2 separate regions of the Homo sapiens genome follow, and region 2 is linked to region 1. Evidence: chromatin contacts called from ENCODE Hi-C or POLR2A ChIA-PET data. All regions are on one chromosome and are shown on one strand. Each heading gives the region's core, a stretch centred on a gene start or an enhancer-like site at or near the end of the contact. The rest is flanking DNA. Distances are from core to core; before and after follow the strand shown.

Evidence for each region. Hi-C counts contacts between places; a loop is a spot of excess contacts on that map. ChIA-PET counts read pairs that join two places held with the same protein, here RNA polymerase II (POLR2A). Pooled maps may share reads with other maps.
Region 2: a loop to region 1 is called in a map of B cell, with 5 times the contacts of the local background. The contact joins two enhancer-like sites. A Hi-C loop is called at or near these places in 2 of 168 maps with a recorded cell type or tissue (B cell and OCI-LY7), 24 of 37 single-sample maps with no recorded cell type and 10 of 50 pooled maps. POLR2A ChIA-PET finds 5 or more read pairs at or near these places in 6 of 52 experiments (AG04450, B cell, GM12878 and 3 more).

What each region holds. Positions count from the first base shown.
Region 1 is chr12:92,443,329-92,447,717 of GRCh38, forward strand. No RefSeq gene overlaps it. Among named protein-coding and RNA genes, the nearest start is that of CLLU1-AS1, 13 kb to the left of the region's middle. RefSeq lists enhancers at 2,255-2,364, 2,685-2,754, 2,885-2,954, 3,685-3,934. Within about 2 kb of position 2,568, at least 13 of the 41 ENCODE cell types and tissues checked have a DNase peak (open chromatin) inside an H3K27ac peak, as active enhancers do; they include B cell, where a contact is called at or near this core.
Region 2 is chr12:92,483,503-92,487,891 of GRCh38, forward strand. It overlaps LINC02397 (long intergenic non-protein coding RNA 2397), which reads left to right. Exons shown (of 2, transcript NR_144532.1): 2 at 1-445. Among named protein-coding and RNA genes, the nearest start is that of LINC02397, 19 kb to the left of the region's middle. Within about 2 kb of position 2,114, at least 2 of the 41 ENCODE cell types and tissues checked have a DNase peak (open chromatin) inside an H3K27ac peak, as active enhancers do; they include B cell, where a contact is called at or near this core.

The sequences.
Region 1 (4,389 bases), core at 1,318-3,817:
TGAGATACATTATCAATTTAATGACAACTTTGCAGGATAAAAAAGGAGGAGGAGAAAGAAGGGGAGGAAGAGAAAGGGGAAGAGGAGGAGAAGAAGGGAAAAAAGAGAAAAAATGATTAAATTTAATTTGTGTTCTAATTGTGAAACAATCTAATTTCAAAAATGTTAAAATCTGTGTGTTGGGTTAGAGATGGGAAAAGTATGCTGTATAATAAAAAAAAAATCCCCAGGAGGAAAATGAAATATTTTTAGAGGTACTAGGAATTTTATAGTCAATGGGATCCAAAGCTGTATTTTTAGACAGAGAAATCTGAGGCACAGGTAGACGAGAAATTTTCTTCAAATTCTCGAGGGAATTACTTAGTAGTGAAGCTGGAATCAGAAACCTCATTTCTCAGCCTCAAGTTTGGTTTGCTTTCCATGACACCCTAGAATATTCCAACTAATATCTGAGAAGCAAAAAAGCATCTCATCCTTTCTACTCATATTTCTGGCTGAGGGAACTATTCAAAGAGATAAAGTACATGAATAAATAAAAAATGTGTATCACAGCTAAGTACATCTTAGCAAAGAAATAAGCAAAAGACTATGGTGCCTCAGTTCTCAACACTCTCTTTTGTTCATTTATTTAGTGGCTGTTATCTTGAGTAGGTGATTCTTGCATATCAAATTGCATTTTGGTGTGTCAAAGTGACTGGTTTTACTTGTTTGTTGGTTCCTAAAGCTAATTATTATTTTTAACACCTTTTGATATGCTAAATCAGGCTAATGAGACTAAAATGGGATTTCTCATGGGTTTATTAGTCATCAACACCATCTTACATATGTGTATATATGTTTTAATGCTTTCAAAGTGTAAATAAATGATTATACTTGAGACTCATACAAATATCATAAAGCAGCTTTTTCCTTAGTATTCCTCCTAGAAAATAGATATTTCATTGGCAGAGTCGTGGTGAAAGATGTGGTGTCATACAATAAATTTACTTCAGCCAGCTGTGCGAGCTTAAGTTACCCAGTTCTTTTCTGCCTCAGTGGCCTCTTCTGTAATATGGACTGATAGGGGATCTCACATGCCTGTGTTTAGAATTAAGTCGGATAATTCATGTAAAGTGCTTAGCAAGTCACCTGGCCTATTATAACTAGCCATTATTGTTTGCTAGAACATTTATCTGTTCACAAATTATGCATTGATTGCCTATAATAACTAAACTTGAGGAATGCTTATTACGTACCACGTACTATTCGAAGCACATCACAAGTAGTAACTCATTTCATTTTTATAATGACTCTTTGAGGTAAGAACTATTATTACCATCTCTGCTTTACAAATGAGGAAATTGAGGCATAGAGACGTAAAGTCACTTGTTCAAAGCCTAGCATCTGGGAAACAGTAGAGGTGGGACTCAAACTCAGAAAGCCTGGCTATAGGCTCTGCTCTGCTGTCTCCCGGGATTGGCCACATGCTAAGCATTGGGGCAACAGCAATGAGGCCCATAGGGTTTCTGCTCTCAAGGAGATCACTATAAATCAGCCCCGGGAGATGATCCCTAAAAGAGAAGTACGTCGTTTGCAAAATGACAGCACAGACGCACGAGTTCTGAACTCTTCCTCAGAGTTTGGGGAAGTTGTTTAGCCCTGCTTTCTGCCCTCTCTATGGGTCACACACATACTCCGAGTGAAGAATGACGGAGTTACCCATCTTCTGGCTCCTTCCCGTGACACTGGCTACCCTATGCTAAAAACCAGCCCCCAGATTCCACATCCCTGAATGTCTTATTTACAGGTTCTGTCATTTTCATGATAACCTTTCTAATGTTCTAAATTTCCTTTCTGTGGGTTGTCAAGCAAATTCATTCTCGGCAGTCAGTAAGAACTCCTTGTTCAAAATGCCACACATTACAGAGTCAATGATTCTAAACACATTTTTTTTTAGTGCATCCAACTTATAAGCTGCAGTGCTAGAAACAAATTCACACTCCCTTTACACTACAGTGCCATCTTTTCCGAGGGTGGGGCTCGCGTTTCTTCACCATCCAGTTTCTCATACGTAGATTATGATTTCTGCTTTTGCCAAACAGGACATTGTTTGACCAAGTCCTTATGGGAGGAAGCACAGCCCAGTGAGCAGAACAATGATTTGAAAGTCCTGGGTTCTATTTTCAGCTCCTCTGTTGACTAGCTGCGCATTCAGCCCTAGGAAGGTCAAAAGCAGAATGGCCTTGCTTTGACGACTTTCTCTGCATGTACAGCTCTAGATGGAAAATATATCAGGCATCTGGCTCTCAGCCTTGAGGAGCTGGTCTTTGGAGAATACATGTGTAGTCACACTTTGTTTTCATTTTTAAAGCAAAAGAACAAAACAAACTCTCTAGGGGGAAAATGGGCTGGTAGAGAATGGAAGAGAGAAACCTAATAACATTTTAAACAATCCAGGAGTTAAGGGATTGCTTGAGTCATTCAGATCAAAGAAGGCTCTTTGGCACAAGTTGGAGTCTCCGGCATTTGAAAATGGAAGAGGCAAAGAGGAGGAAGCTTTGAGAGACTTTTTCAAACCGGGACGGTAGCAGATACTCAGAACTCTGCCTGTAGGGACCAGGCGGGGAACTCAGGCAGGTTAAGGCCTGTGGGCAAACTGGAAAGCCCAGGCCACCTGTGAAGTGGTCTGCTGCTAGTGATACCAGATGCTTGTTGTGGAAGAAGGAAGTTACTCTTGCCAGAACAGCTGAATTTTCAAGAGAAACTGAACATTGAGATTTTTGTCATTAGAACCCCTGATTTTTTTACATGATGAAATCTAATCATCATTTTTAAACTTTTAAAGGGGCACTGAGCAGGCAAGATCAAACATATAGCCTAAGCAATGTACTCCCCATGTCTCTTCTATATGTAGATGGGGTGTGGTTCCTTAAGGGCTTTAGTTGTATGTTCTGTGAATGAATAGAGGCTAGATTCCAGACAAAAATGATTAGCAGTGACTCAACTTTAGCTGCACTTTGGAATACCTGGGTGTTACCTGGGACTGCAGCCTGAGCACTGGGATTTTATAAATGCTTCTCAAGTGATTCCAGCATGCAACCATGAATAAGAACCACTATGTTAGGATATTGCGAGAAGGTTTAAGCATTACAGAAAGTTGGGTTTTAACTTGATAAGATACATAATCTTATCAAGACACATGTGATCTCTGAACATGGATCAGGGAATTGACATTCAATATAAATGGCATTTTCTTTTCTTTTTTTAGACTCTTTTGAGAGTTCCAGTTAAAAACTCTCTAGCATCATTGCTGATGGCCGTAATTAATATCTTTGGGTTCATTAGCAATCAGCTAACAACAGACATCCATTGGCAAAACAAGGGTATAGTGGTAGAGGTCAAACACAACGAAAGCCAAAGGACAAGTGCAAGCCCTGAGCACAGATAAGTATTTACAGGGAAAATTAACTTTTTTTCTGATGGCCATGAAGCAAAATAGACAGTAGAGCAAAGGGAGCCTTTTACAAGAGCAGTTCAATCTTTGTCCACATTCTAATGGCTATAAAACTCACCATGAAGCTAGCAAATGGTGCATACAACTAATACTTTCAGTCTTTTCTTCCTTATTTCACAGGTCTTATGCATTATAAATAACACGACTAAGTCTCAGCGGTTGTATCCATGGCTAGTTCTTATTTCAGCTTTGGTTCCTCTTGCTATTTACTATGTTTCTCATAAAAGATGTTAGTGTGGATTGAGTATATGAAATCATGTACAATGGAATGTTAAATGGGGCATTCCCTCTTGTCTAGGTATATCAGAAGAGGCCCAATACACTTGGTGCCAAGGAAGCTCACCTTCTAAAACCAGATGGTAGCTTGCCTATAAAAGGATACACTAAGAGGTTCTACCCAAGTTATCACATTGGCAGCCTCCAGCTTATCAAGAGAGACTTTAAAGAACTTGGCAGTGGGGATCTTTCTAGAGGGCGTTGTCAATTTAGGAAGCATCTTCGTCTTCATGCCTCACCTTTCCGATAAGTTTGTTTCTTCCTTAATGCAAACAAAATGAGAGACACTTTGATGGGACCACTTGCAGAGCTTGACATGTGTCATCTGGATTTTAACAGACAGATATCATTGAGATATCTGACTCACACCTGAAAACACTGTAACTAGAACTACTCTCTCTCTCTCTCTCTCTTTCTCTCTCTCTCTCTCTCTCTCTCTCTCTCTCTCTTTATGCCTAAAACAGAGCTATGTGGAGGCTAAGCAGGACTTCCAAAATTTGAAACAAATAAGGAACCTGTTCAAAGAAGGCAGATTGAGGCATCTTGAAAGAAATTGCCTGGCAGGGTGTCATGACTCCATTAGGGGGAACGTACCATTTGAAGCCAAGAGAATAAAGAAG
Region 2 (4,389 bases), core at 864-3,363, 40 kb after region 1:
AACAGACCACACATATGATGGTGGGCCCATAAGATTGTAATACTGTGTTTCTATTATGCATTCTCTATTTATAGATACACAAATACTTGCCACTGTGTTACAATTGCCTACTGTCTTCAGTACTGTAACATGCTGTACAGGTTTGTAGCCCAGAAGCAATAGACTATACCATACAGTCTGGGTGTGTAGTAGGCTATACCATCTATGTTTGTGAAGTACACTCTATGATGTTCACATAATTATGAAGTTGCCTAGTGATGCATTTCTCAGAATGCATGCCCGACATTAAGTGACACTTGGCTTTATGTCTATCATGCATTTAAGATATTGCAATATAGTTAACTTATGTTTTAATACACCTCTTAATTCTGTTTTGATCCCACACCAACCAAGATGCAAAACTAATTTTTTCGCCCATTTCCATAAAAAACACAATTACAATGGGCCTAATGTGGTTTATGTCATTTTCCCTGAAGATTTGTGGTGGTATAGGAAGCAGTCACAGCACCCTGTATAAAGCTCTTCCATGGCCTGCCCCCTTTTCGCAGTCACCTCTATTATTTGAAGGAATGGTCCAACCAACCTCAAAGCTCTGGAAATTTGCCCCAAAATAATTTTACCCTGAAGCCATTGAAGCTTAAGTTTCAGACCCCAGTTTCACATTCCTGTGAGTTCTGCAAGTCACTGGGAGCTATAGAGTCTTCTACGTAGATTTGGGAAACAAGGTGAAAATACCTCAAGAAATCTCAGAAGCCAGGGGCCTGCATCTCCAAGCCTCTGGCAATTTTCTTGTGGTTTCTATCCTCACTCTAGATATTTGCTTTTGAGACTGATTTTGAATTCAGAATTTTATATTCTCTCAAAAAGAGAATTCTCCAAATTCTATAAGCTTCAGGCTCTACAAAACTTGTCTATTCTGCCTAACTAGATTTATCATAGCACGTACCAAAGATGGCCCTGCCTCATGAGGACTTTTCATATCAGACCCTTAGATAATAATATTCCCTCATGTAAGTAATAATATTTCCGCATGTAGTTATGTATGAATAATTTTCATTCATCTATATCATGTTGGCCATAGTCAGTGTCCATGTCCAATTTATTTTTTGTGTCCTTGGTGCTCAGAAAGTTACCAGATGTTCAGTCAGAATTTTATTTAAAATATTTTGATGAACTAGATTTAAAGATAGATTAAATTAATTCCTACACATGATTTAATTTAATGGATAAAATAAGGGACTGAGCATTAGCCTGAACTGTGTACTTGCATTAGCCCTGATGTTCCCCAGAGGGAATAATATGTGAAGAATACTGCATAGGCTGAAAAACAAGAGTTCCCAGCAGACCAATATTCTTTCTTTCTGCAAGCTGTGAGACACCTGGGGAAAGTTCTCCACATTTGGTTTTTCAGCTACTCCACCCATGACTAGAAGGAAGATTTTATTTTATTATTTTATTTTATTGTATTTTTTAACAGTAAAAGAAAAATTATTGTTATTTTAATGAAAAAGAACCACCTGGAAAGTCTAGTGACATTTTTGAAGGCAGGGACCACTTTTTCCAGGGATTTGTTTCCCTATGCTAGTGCTCCATTCACCCTTGCACCACTTCAGCAAAGCACATAGTAGGTGTAGCAGGGAGATGTTAAGATGGAAACTTGGCCCTGACCATAGGCCAAGCCAGGGTGTCTAGTCGGGATTTATCCATAAACATCAATATTTATCACTAGATGATATATTGATTTCTTATCTGCCTCCTATACCTATTGATCTATTTTTCACAGCTTATAGTGGGGAGGGTCATGTTCAGTTATTATCCTTAAACCAAAACAATCTCTTCTTGAAAAATAGGATGCTATGCTCTGATGTTTGCAGAGGCCAGGAAATTCTTGCTCTGAGAGTTCCAGAAAAAAAGATTTGTCCAGATTTGAACTAATTTCAGAAAAACAAAACAAAAACAAAAAACCATCCAAGGTTAAGAGGTGACTTCTGACTCACAGAATGAACAAGAAGGCAGGGGAAAAAATAAGTCCCCCAAGATTCAGGTCAAAGGAAATGAACAGAAGGATGATGGAGTGGCCCAGAGGAGGATCACGTGACAGAAAAGTCAAGATAAATTAGTGGCAGGACAGAGGAAAAGAACTAAAGACCTGCAGGATCCTGAAAGAAAGAATGAAAGGAAGCAGATGAAGATTCTAGAGCCCAGCTGAATAGCCAGGCCGCCTGAGGGTAAAGAGGGAGAGAAAGAGGAAGCAGTGAATCAAATCAAAAAAGGATAGAAAAATACAGAGAAACAAGCCAGGGCACGGTGGCTCTCACCTGTAATCCCAGCACTTTGGGATGACAAGGAAGGCGGATCACATGAGGCCAGGAATTTGAGACCACGCTGGCCAACATGGCAAAACCCTGTCTCTACTAGAAAAATATGGAGGAATGTTTGAGAGATTGTGCACTGCCAGGGGTGAGGACATAAATTTATTTGCTATGTGAATGTTTTTTGAGACTCATCTAGTTCCTTTACAATTTTAATTTAGAATTTCTTTAGCTCCAAATCAGGATCATTAGCTGGGAGTTCTTATAAATCAAAAGCAAAACAAAGCTATTGCAAACAAGTGGGAGTTCTCATAACCTTAATCAGAAAGGCTTGAGTTGCATTTCCAAATCCTGTCTCTAGAGACCATGAGTTTTTAATGATAGTATTTCCATGAAAGCCCAATTGAATACAATCACCACCCAGACCAAAGTGTAGGGGAAATCATAAAGCTACTTTCAAATCCGAGTCTTCTTTGAAATTTAAAATTATATTCCATGATAATGGTTCTCATAAACCTTAATGCAAGGGAAAAAAAAAAAACTACAGCAGAATAAAGAAGATTTAAAAAGAAGCAGGATAGGAAAAAAGACAAGCCAGAGGCTAGCTATATCTTTTCATAAAGCACACCTGGTCTCATAAGCACATGAGAGCTAGGCCCAGAAGTTTCGAGCCTTGGAGACTCACTTCAAACAAATTCCAGGGAAAGACACTCAATTAAGTGTTCAGGACAATTGTATATCCCCAGTGCACTCATGTACTGGAAGTGCTTAAACTCTGCCCTCAGTGGTCAATAAAATGGTATTAAGTCACAGACAACCCATTGCCATTGGTATTGGCTGATGTCTCTGGTAGTTTATGTGATGACAAACATTAGCCTTAACAGCAGAGCCTTCCTTTCTTTGATTTCCGTGTGAAATTCTGTGGCTGGGAGATGTTTATGTTCACATGAACATAACTGTAAGCAAACCATCTTATGGTAGACATCTCTCCAGAAAAAGCAAATTCCATCTTTTTAAATAGAAAAAAAAAACAGCAGCAAAATGAAATTAATGCCTTTGGCTCATTGTGTTGTAAAATTATCCTTGAAGTTATTTCACACTGCCCTAAAAAATCATTGAATTCAGATTATAACACAGCTCTTATGAAGCTGTTAGGCAGTTGCATCTTTAATGAGGCTGAGTAGGTAAGAGGAACAGATACTCTAGATTGAAAGCCATCGCAAAAAATGTGAAACAACTGTATTAAATTTAATTTAATTTAACCAATGGGTGTATTTATTCCCTGCCTTCTTCCAGAAAGGATTTAGGGAGCTTAGGTAATGTGGAGGTCTGAAGGTGTAGATACTCATGAAAGCCTCAGATTAATATCTAGAACATATAATGTGTCCAGATAGTTTTCAATTATCAATGCATTAATCTAAGCTTGGAAAGGACTTTTAAACTGCAATGAAACCTCAACTAGTTTCAAACCTGCATTTTTTAGTAAGCTATTTTGTCATTTGGAGACCCACACAAAAAACCTATTGTTCCTTTAAAAAGGAGAGAGAGAAAAAAAGAAAAACAACCTGCTGGTGTTGCTTTGTTCATCTTATCACCTTATCATTCAGCAGCCTATTCAGGATCAAATGTGGGAAAGTCTGTGTGTGAGATTAAGCCCTATACTCAGCACAGGAATTTCTTGGATAAATGTCTTTCTTAAATGGATAGCTATGTAAAAAACAGAAGAGAAACTCTATTATTACAATGCAGTTGGGTTTTTTTGTTTGGTATGTTTCAAATCTAATATTTAAAATTAAGAAAATTCAAAGCAAACCATCTGTGTGGATGTTTTCATACTCCATTTTTGTGACAATAGCTTGCTTAACCGAGATTATTAGTGGATTCTTTCAATAAGAGGAAGAGAGTACCATCATTAAGATGGTATGCCTCCACTAGCCTTTATTTTTGAGATTAAAGAATGACAAAAATATTTATATATATTTTTTCATTATTAAGACGGAGTCTCACTCTATCGCCAAGGCTGGAGTGCAGTGGCGCCATCTTGGCTCACTGCAACCTCTGCCTCCCAGGTTCAAGC